2 separate regions of the Homo sapiens genome follow, and region 2 is linked to region 1. The links are chromatin loops, found by intact Hi-C in ENCODE. Cell type or tissue: K562. All regions are shown on one strand. Each heading gives the region's core, and the rest is flanking DNA. Links, peaks and the distances in the headings are about the cores only.

Evidence for each region. Hi-C counts contacts between places; a loop is a spot of excess contacts. Peaks named below come from ENCODE experiments on the same cell type or tissue, not always from the same donor. Only the 100,000 strongest peaks of a DNase experiment are listed, where the experiment ranks them.
Region 2: it touches region 1 in a loop (4-fold over the local background); 3 of 110 quality-filtered maps call a loop at or near these places.

Annotation. Positions count from the first base shown.
Region 1 is chrX:18,219,541-18,224,918 of GRCh38, reverse strand. It overlaps BEND2 (BEN domain containing 2), which reads left to right and starts at 4,033. Exons shown (of 14, transcript NM_153346.5): 1 at 4,033-4,193. The coding sequence starts at 4,169. In K562, for the core only: no CTCF peak of the experiment used is centred there; no DNase peak of the experiment used is centred there; H3K27me3 peaks cover 691 bases.
Region 2 is chrX:18,374,942-18,380,319 of GRCh38, reverse strand. No RefSeq gene overlaps it. Among named protein-coding and RNA genes, the nearest start is that of SCML2, 23 kb to the right of the region's middle. In K562, for the core only: a CTCF peak has its summit at 2,325 (motif pointing right); no DNase peak of the experiment used is centred there; H3K27me3 peaks cover 374 bases.

The DNA of each region.
Region 1 (5,378 bases), core at 222-5,221:
GAGGACGGTGTGGAATTAAAAAAACTGCAGTGGCTCACACCTGTAATCCCAGCACTTTGGGATGCTGAAGCTGGCAGATCACCAGAGGTTAGGAGTTCAAAACCAGCCTGGCCAACATAGTGAAACCCTGTCTCTACTAAAAATACAAAAATAAGCCAAACGTGGTGGCGCGCACCTGTAGTCCCAGCTACTCAGGAGGCTGAGGCAGGAGAATCACTTGAACCTGGGAGGCAGAGGTTGCAGTGAGCCGAGACTGTGCTACTGTACTCCAGCCTGGGCAACAGAGTGAGACTCTGCAGATTGGGTACAGTGTACACTACTCGGGTGACGAATGCAGTAACATCTCAGAATTCACCACTATATATTTCATCCCTGTAACAAAAAACTACTTGTACCCCAAAAGCTATTGAAATAAAAAATTTTTAAAAGAATATCTTTGAAAATAAATAAATAAAATAAGTAATTCTTTGTAGAAATAAGTTACCATTATCTTTGCAAGAGAGAATATCTGCTTGCTTTATGCAGGCACCTGGGAGTGCTAAATTCGCAGGTGACATGAGGCTGATCTAGAGACTACGTGGTTAATTTTTGGTTACCTTTACTCTGAAGATTTGTCTCTTTGTGATCCCAGTTTGAGGTGGGAGGTGGTTTGCAAACTCTCCTCCTTTGGTGGGTCCCAGATTCCAACTTTTGTTCCTCAGTCCCACAAAACCACCCAACGTGTAGCTCAGCCTCCTTTGGCCTCTTCTGCATCAGCAAATGTCCAAGAACAAAAGCAATGCTTTCAGTTTCTCACACCTATCTAGGTTTTGGGTCTTTCTCAGATCTTAGCTCAGTAATTGTTAACTTTATGATATTCTTTAATGGTATATATATATATATATATATATATATATATATATATATATATATGCTTTTGTTTTTAAGACAGAGTCTTGCTCTGTCGCCCAGGCTGGAGTGCAGTTTCGTGGTCTCGGCTCACTGCAACCTCCATCTCCCAGGTTCAAGCAATTCCCTGCTTCAGCCTCCCGAGTAGCTGGGACTATAGGCACCTGCCACCACGCCTGGCTAATTTTTGTATTTTTAGTAGAGACCAGGTTTCACCATCTTGGCCAGGCTGGTCTTGAACTCCTGACCTCGTGATCCACCCGCCTCGGCCTCCCAAAGTGCTGGGACTACAGGCGTGAGCCACCGCGCCCGGCCTAATGCTATAATATTTAAAAAACATTGCATCCAGCTTTTTAAAAAGTTGTCTTTCAGAAGATGTTCACCAGTCCACAATTACAGTCTGTGGAACTCCACATTGCCGTGACTGTATTGGCTGTTGACAGAAATACCTGCTCTGTAGCTGCCGTGGTCCAGCTTGCACCTGGGAACAGACAGCTTTGCAGCATCTCCTCTCACTTCTCCCATCGCTGGGAAGCCTCCCTTGCCTGCGGTTCTTCCCTGCTCAGGTTAATGTAGCTTAGGCAGGACAGGAAATGGAAAACCAGTCTTAGGTGTGACAGTAGGAAAGTGTTTCTTCCCTCCCTCCCATCTCCTTCCATGGAGAACAGAGGTCAGGCAAATGAATGGAGAGGACTGACCAGAAATTAAACTGAAGGGGATTACTGAGTATCTGTTGGCTATTCAATTACAGTCCATGAACAAACTTGTGTACCTGTTGAGTACTGTGTGCTAAAAGGAAATCCCAAAAGGTGGGTGCATCCCTCCAGGTCCAATATGAAGAGAAATACCATGCAGTAATTTGAACAGGGAAAGTTTAATGTAAAGAATTATTGGTTGGGTGTGGTGTCTCATGCCTGTAATCCCAACATTTTGGGAGGCCGAGGTGGGAGGATCACTTGAGCCCAGGAGTTTGAGACCAGCCTGGGCAACATCGGGAGACCCCACCTCAACAAAAAAAATTAAAATTAGCTGGGCATGGTGGCGCACGCCTGTAGTCCCAGCTACTCGGGAGGCTGATGTGGGAGGATCGTTTGAACCCGGGAGATCCAGGCTGCAGTGAACCATGATTGAGTCACTGTACTCCAGCCTGGATGACAGAGCCAGACCCTGTCTCAGAAAAAAAAAAAGAAAAATATATTAAATATAAAAGAGGACTGGAGTAATGAGAGATTAGCTAATAAGAAAACTCTAAAATATTCTTTACAAATTACAGGTATAAGAAACAGGCCCTACCCTTAGGGTTGAGACACAGTGTCTAAGACTCACTGAATGGCTGCACTGGTGGACTTTGCTGTAAATCTGTTCTCTGGAATTTGCTGGAAACCCAACCTTGCAACTTCACGAACTTGCTGCAAATATGCCCTCTTTAAAGTACTGGAAATCTGCCCTCTCCTGCAGGAGAAAGCTACACTTTGCATCAATGTCCTCAGAGAGCACAGGTCAACCAGGAGGCAAAAAAACTCTTTCCTCCTACATTCTCCTTTTAGCACCTTCTACTGCCAAAGGCTTAAATTGTGTCACTGGCAAAGGGAAAAATATTTAAAGGGCCCACATCCATTTTCACAGAGTCGGCAAAAGTGGGTGAAGTTGGAGGTGAGAGGTAACACATTGGTAACCAGCACAGTGTATCCATTTCAGCCCTCAGTTTCTCTATGCATCCTCCTACACATATGTACACTCTGGAACGATAGCAAAACAAGTCTGTGTTTCTACCTAACAATATACACCTTTGCTTCTCACAAGTAAAGAAATTCTTACCCTTCCCCCAAATGAGGAGACACACAGTCACAAGAGTCATTGTGTAACTGACACAGTGAAGAAATGGATCCCAAATTCCAGGCACTGGGTGCTTTCTATTTTATAACATTTAATTCTTAGAATCTTGTGAGGGAGGTGGTGTTCAAATATAAATAAGACATGGTGCTGTCCTCCAGGAACTTAGGAGAGAGGCATGTTGACGAGGATTTATAATGTCAGGCAAAGTAATTTAAATACTAATAGGGACGTGAAGATTACCTGCTGTGGGATCCTTCTTACCAGGGGGCTATAGGAAAGTGTCTTGATGGAGGTATTATTCGAACAGATGTAGTACCGAGAGAGGTTTTGAAAGATGTGAAGACAATAGTAAAGACATGGAATCAATCTAGGTGCCCATCAATGGTGGACTGAATAAAGAAAATGTGGTACATATACACCATGGAATACTATGCAGCCATAACAAAGAACAAAACCATGTCCTTTGCAGCAGCATGTACACAGCTGGAGGCCTTTCTCATAAGTGAATTAACACAGAAACAGAAAACCACATACCGAATCTTCTCACTTGTAAGCAGGAGCTTAAAGATCCGGTACACAGGGACACAAAGATGGAAACAATACACTGCAGACTACTAGAGGGGGCAGGAAGGAGGGGAGGGGTTGCTAGGTATTTATTAGGGGCACATTTTCAAAGTTGGCTTGTTTTCGGATTTGTTCCCAAAGCCGGTATCGGATATGAGGAAGCAACCTGGAAAACACTAGAGGGTCTGAACGAGGAGGAAGAGAAACACGTAGGGTGTTGGGAACAGAGGCGGAAGTTGGGAGATCCTGCGAAATCGGAGTCCCTTTGGAGTGGGGGAGGCCATCGAGGTGTGCGAGGGCCCGGCCCCCTTGCCGCGTGGTCGTTAAGAGGAAAGGCCCTGATTTGGCTGGTGGCGGATCGCCTCCCTCCCGGCTCTCCCCGAGTGCGGCAAAGGAAGGGCTGCCTTTGAGAGTCCCGCAGGAAGATTTAGAAAGTCTCTTACATTGGACTTTTTTTTTATGATGTGCGTTTTGGGACGAGCAGAATTACACTGTTGGCTTCCAGTTCATTATCTCTATCTCTATCTCTACTTCTGTATCTATATCTACATATATTCACACACACATATATAGTACAAATATATATATACATACATATGTATATTTTTGTAAAAGGGACTCTTTAAGAAAGTAGGTCAAAAGTGGGGGAGAGGGCGAGGCCCTTTGACCCCCAGGAGTCACGCACGCATGCCAAGCGCTACTGCGCAGCCGCGGAGACGTGGTCCAGGCTCCTGCCCGGGCCTCATTGTGCCTCGGACAACGAGTGTACGCAGTTACCACACAGTTACCAAGCAGTTACCTCAGAGCCGCGGCGCAGACGTAGGCCTCAGGTCTCGGGCCTCAGGTCTCGGGCCTCAGAGCCAGACCCCGCCATCTCACGATGTCAGAGAGGACCCAGGAACAGGGTAAAGTGACCTCGCCTCAACTGGCCCGCTAGCTTGGGCCTCAAGTTCTGTCAAGAGTCTGGATGGCACCCACTTAGGTGGCCATTCAGGGGCGGCAGGATTGGCTAGTCATTGACCGGGGCGTGTCGGGGGGCGGCCTCTGGGTATTGGCCATCTGCCGCCGATTGCTCAGCGCGCCGGTGGGAAATTTGGCGTGGTGGACCGAGATGGCCCAGGGTTCAGGTCGTCTCAGGGGCTCAAGATGTCCCGGAGACGTGAGGTGATCCTGAGGCTCATGGCGTCTCCGTGGCTCTTGGTGGCTCAGGGTTGGGGTGACTTGGGCTTGTGCCGAGAGTGCGTCAAGAGGCTGGGCCTGGTTGCCCTCTGGCCCGCGGTTCTTTCCGGAGCCTCGAGTGGCTGGGAAACAATCTCGGCGCTCGCGACGCCGGGCTCCGGCGATACAGATCTATGCGGCCGCACTTTTTCTTGAATTTATTGGTTTTCCCTGGTGGGCAGCCGCGGAACACAGCCCTGTTCAGCGTTTTGGCATAGCGGCTGGGGCACAGCCTCAAATTCCGGGTGTTCTGAGGGGGTGCTTTGGGTGGTACCCGCCGCCTCTCCCGGGGTGCCCGCGTGGGTTACATTTTGAGATTTCGAAGCTTATTAGATACTTGATGCTGACTTTCTGGGACGAGCTTATCCTTTTTCAGCTGTTCTCTTTTTGGTGAGGCGGGGTATGGGGGGGCGAGGAATGAGGAATGACTCAGACTTTCACAGAGGTTTTTTGTTGTTGTTTTTTGTTTTTGTTTTTGCTTGGTTTTGTTTTGTTTTGTTTTGTTTTCAGACAGAGTCTTGCTCTGGTGCCCAGGTGGGAGTGCAGGGGCGCCATGTCGGCTCACTGCAGCCTCCGCTTCCTGGATTCAAGCGGTCCTCTCACCTCAGCCTCCTGAGGAGCGGAGACTACAGGCGTGCACCACCACGCCCGGCTAATTTTTGTATTTTTTGTTGAGACGGGATTTCGTCATGTTGCCCACACTGGTCTCGAACTCCTGGGCTCAGGCAATGCTCCCGCCTCAGTCTCCCAAAGTGCTAGGATTACTGGCGTGAACCACCCCACTGGGTGAGAGCTTTGAGTCTAAAGAATTGACAAATTCCCGAGTTGATTTCCTGTCAGACATTTTGCGGTTGAGACATAGAGTCTGAGGC
Region 2 (5,378 bases), core at 260-5,259, 160 kb before region 1:
AGATCTACTAAAAAGCTACAGTAATCAAGACAGTGTGGTATTCGCATAAGAATAGACAAATAGATCAATGGAATGGAATAGAGAGCTCAGAAATTGACTCACACAAATATAGTCTACTCTTTTTTTTTTTTTTTTTTGAGACAGAGTCTCACTCTGTCGCCCAGGATGGAGTGCAGTGGTGTGATCTTGGCTCACTGCAACCTCCACCTCCCACGTTCAAGCAATTCTTGTGTCTCAGCCTCCCGAGTAGCTGGGATTACAGGCACGCACCACCACGCTCAGCTAATTTTTGTATTTTTAGTAGAGACAGGGTTTCCCCATGTTGGCCAGACTGGTCTTGAACTCCTTGACCTCAGGTGATCCACCCACCTTCACCTCCCAAAGTGCTGGGATTACAGATGGAGCCACCATGCCCGGCCCCCTAGGTTCTGACAAGTAGTCATCTTTACCTAAAACTCAGTTAACATGATTTGTTTTCATACTATTCATTCCTTTTGAAATTTTATTTAAAAAATTGATATATGATTCACCCCTGTAATCTCACATCTATAATCCCAGCACTTCGTGAGGCTGAGGCAGGTGGATCACCTGAGGTCAGGAGTTTGAGACCAGCCTGGCTAACATGGTGAAACCCCATCTCTACTAAAAATACAAAAATTAGCCTGGCGTGGTGGCAGCCACCTGTAATCCCAGCTACTTGGGAGGCCGAGGCAGGAGAATTGCTTGAACCCGAGAGGCAGAGGTTGCGGTGAGCTGAGATCTCGCCATTGCACTCTAGCCTGGGCAGTAGAGTGAGATTCTGTCTCAAAAAAAACAAAACAAAAAAACCACACAAAAACTTACAAAACATAACCTATGTACAAAAATGCATACTAAACATATGTACTTTTTATTTTAAAGGAAGAAACAATCTAATGTAAGTCACCTATGTCAACAAAACAGAATATTACAGAACTCCCCCACATGTAAGTAACCTCCTGGATCATGACTCTTAACCTCCTCCCCAGAGGTAACTCCTAACTCATAATAAATCCAGTTCTTGTTTTTCACATGTGTTTGTTTTTGTTTTACACTGAGGTGTGCATCCTGGATTTGAGTATTGTATGGATGGGATGGAGTCTTACCCTTTGGATTCGTTCTCTCTCTCTCTCCTTTTGCTGAACATTATGATTTTGAGGTATCATCCATGTCTCAATGTATAGTTGTGTATTTTCATTCTATAGAGTATTCATTCTATTGAACGAGTATGCCACAATTTAATTTGCGTTTTACTATAGATGGACTTCGGGTTTTCCATTTGGGGTTATTATAAATTATGCCGTTATGAAGTTTTTTTTGTTTTTTAGAGACAGGGTCTCGTTCTGTTGCCTAGGTGGGAGTGCAGTTGTGCTATCACAGCTCATTGTGGCCTCAACCTCCTGGGCTCAGGTGATCCTCCCTCAGCCTCCTGAGTAGCTCGGACTACAGGTATGTGACACCACACCCAGTTAATTTTTTGTATTTTTAAAATAGAGACAGAGTCTCCCTATGTTGCCCAGGCTGGTCTCGAACTCCTGGACTCAAGCGATCCACCCACCTTGGCCTCCCAAAGTGCTGGGATTACAGGCATGAGCCACTGCACCTGGAAAGATTCTTAAACACTTACCTTGATGTACAATGTGCATACACATGTTTCTCTGGGGCATAGACATAGGGTAGAACTGCCCACAGGCTATGCTCTCTTCAACTTTATTAGATAATGCCAAACTGAGCTCATATCCAGTTACTTGGGTGTGAGACTTCCAGGCAAAAAAGTTGTTTAAATTTTTTTTTTTTTTTTTTTAGAGACAGAGTGTTGCTCTGTCACTTAGGCTGGAATGCAGTGGCGCAATCTCAGCTTACTACAACCTCTGCCTCCCAGGTTCAAGCAATTCTCCTGCCTCAGCTTCCCAAGTAGCTGGGACTACAGGTGTGTGCCACCACACTCGGCTAATTTTTGTATTTTTTAGCAGAGATGGGGTTTCACTATATGCTGGCCAGGCTGGTCTCGAACTCCTGACCTCAGGTGATTTGCCTGCCTCAGCCTCCCAAAGTGCTGGGATTACAGGCATGAGCCACTGCACCTGGCCTAAAAAGTTGTTTAAAAAAGATAATGCCAAATTGTTTTCCAAAGTAGTTGTACTAATTTACACTCCCACCCGAGGCATATGACAGTTCCTATGCTCCACATTATCAGAACCTGATATTGTCAGTCTTTTCCCTACTTTGTAATACTGGAGCTGCACCTGCGCAACCTACATTTTGTGTTTTGGCAGCCGGCTCCATGTTATACTCTGCCAATAGGGGGCACTGAAGGACTTTTCTGCTTCCTGTTTGCTGCTTTGTTTCTCCTCACTGCTGGGACTCACTTGATGGGCGCAGTGTAGCACTGGCCCCGTGGCATTCCCTGTGCAGGCATCCGGTGAGTTTCCTCCTCACTGTGGTGATGGGTGGTGGCTTCCTGCAGAAGCTGCAAAATTCTTTTCTTTCCTTTTGTTTTTGTTTTGATACAGTCTCTCTCTGTCGCCCAGGCTGGAGTGCAGTGGTTTGATCATGGCTCACTGCAGCCTCGAACTCCTAGACTCAAGTGATCCTCCTGCCTCAACCTCCCAAAGTGCTGGGATTACAGGTGTGAGCCACCACATCCTGCCCAACATTTTTTTTTTTTTTTTTTTTAAGGCAGGGGCTTGCCCAGGCTGGAATGCAGTGGCCGATCATAGCTCACTGCAGCCTTGAACTCCCGGCTCAAGTGATCCTCCTGCCTCAGCCTCCCCAGTAGCTGGGACTGAAGACATGCACCACCACATCCAGCTAATTTTTAAATTTTTTTGCATGATGAGGGCTTACTATTTTGCCCGGGCTGGTCTCGAACTCCTGAGTTCAAGCAATCCTCCTGACTTGGCCCCCCAAGGAGCTGGGATTACAGGTGTGAGCCATCACTTCTGGCCTGCTTAACTCTCTAAATACTTTACCTACACCTGTTCCAGCATCTTATAGTCATATCCCAGTATTTAGTGGGGGCAGAATCAGGTAGTTATAAGTGGCTAGCTAGCCAGGAGGAAAGACTTGGTACTGATCCCTTCCTAGCTTGGGACAACTTTCTTTGGGGAGCTGGAGAGATAGTTTGGCTGGACAAATGAGGGGGCTCAGGGTCTAAGAGCAAATTACAGACAGAAATGGGATAGGTAATCCAGGATGAAGTAGCCAGCATGTCAATCAATCACAGTAGTCCTGTCACTGGAGTTGCCCAGGTTCTTGGCGTTTTGAACAAAGAATTGGACAAAACGCACAAACGAAGCAGTGAAAGAATGAAGCAACAAAAGGACAGATTTACTGAAACGAAAGTATGCTCCAGAATGGCAGCAGGCTCAAGCAAGTGGCTTGAGAGCACTGGTTACAGAATTTTCTGGGGTTTAAATAACCTCTAGAGGTTTCCCATTGGCTACTTGGTTATACCCTATGTAAATGAAGACTTGGCCAACGACTAGTCTGATTGGTCATGGGAGGCGAACAATCAGAGGCTGAAGTGAAGTTACAAAGGCAGTGGCTCACGCCTGTAATTCCAGCACTTTGGGAGGCTGAGGCGGGTGTTCGAGACCAGCCTGGCCAACATGGTGAAACCCCATCTCTACTAAAAATACAAAATTTAGCCAGGCGTGGTAACACGCGCTATAGTCCCAACTACCTGGGAGGCTGCGCTGAGGCAAGAGAATTGCATGAACCTAGGAGGTGGAGGTTGCAGTGAACGGAGATCGCACCACTGCACTATAGCCTGGGCGACAGAGTGAGACCCTGTCTCAAAAAAAAAAAAAAAACAAACAAACAACTTGGCCTGCAATCAGTCTGATTGGTCGCGGGAGGGGACCAATCAGAGGTGCTTTCCATTTTTCATCTGTGACGCAGTGGTAAGGGAGTAGCCGCTGATCCTTTTGTTACTTGGGTGTGGAGAGGTGGGGTTTTCCTTTTGATTCAGTACTAGGAAGTCAGTGTGAATTGGCCTTGGGTTCCCTGCCTCCAGACCCTATTCTCCTGCCTCATTTCCCCACTGAGAGATGTGATCCCCATACATTTTTATGGGAGGCAGAGGGACCAATGGTCTTTCTTATGTGACTGCTTCCAGCTGACTTGGGGTGTAGTCCCTACCATTGGGGATCACAGAACTCTCGCCGCTCTCTGTCTAGTGGAGACAGGGTGGCTTCTTGATGGCCAACAGTAGTGTCTTCAGCTGGAACTGGCTGGAAACCTTGTTGCATGATCATCTGAAGTTTGATGGTCCCTAGGCAAGAAGAAACGAAATTGGTTAAGAGATTTAACAAACATGGTCCAAAAACCAAGACAAGTATAATCATTAATAATTGGCCAGCCAGCAGAAGGAGCCATGAACCCCTACTTAGCATTTTTGGCCAGGAGCCCCATGACTTGGACAGCTGTTGTCGTACCTTAGAGGCCCAATTGGCTAGTTTTCTGGTGTCATCTCTTATTAATCCTGATTGATTGATATAAAAAAGCATTCTTCTAGGAAAAGACATAAGCCACCTTTTTCAGCAGTTAGGAGATCCAGTCCCCTTCTATTTTGTAAAGCAACTGCTGCTAAGGAGTCTATTTGATTGTGTATCTTCCAAGCTGTCTGAAAGCTTGTCTGAGTCATGGGGCTCCTGGTCAAAAATGCTAAGTTCATGGCTCCTTCCTCTGGCTGGCCAATTATTAATTATTACACTTGTCTTGGTTTTGGTTTTTGGACTTTATTTATTTATTTATTTTGGGACGAAGTCTTGCTCTGTTGCCCAGGCTGGAGTGCCATGGCATGATCTCAGCTCACTGTAACCTCCACCTCCCACGTTTAAGCAATTCTCCTGTGTCAGCCTCTGGAGTAGCTGGGATTACAGGCACGTGCCATCATGCCTGGCTAATTTTTGTATTTTTAGTGGAAACAGGGTTTCACCATATCGGCCAGTCTTGTCTCAAATTCCTGACCTCAGGTGATCCGCCCACCTCAGCCTCCCAAAGTGTTGGGATTACAGGCATGAGCCACCGTGCCTGGCCTGGACCATCTTTGTTAAATCTCTTAACCGAATTCATTTCCTCTTGCCTAGAGACCATCAAGCTTCAGATGATCCTGCGACAAGGTTTCCAGCCAGTTCCAGGTGAAGACCCTACCACCGGCCATCAAGAAGCCACCCTCCACTAGACAGAGTGGGGCGAGAGTTCTGTGACCCTTGGACAAGCATTGGTGATAGGACAGGGAAGTTGCAAGCCCACCAACTCCCATTCCTACTCCCGCTGTTATTTCTAGGCTTACCAAAAGGGGTAGGAGTTGGATGGCTCGTTTGTGTCTGGCGGTTGCAGTTAAAGGTATAATG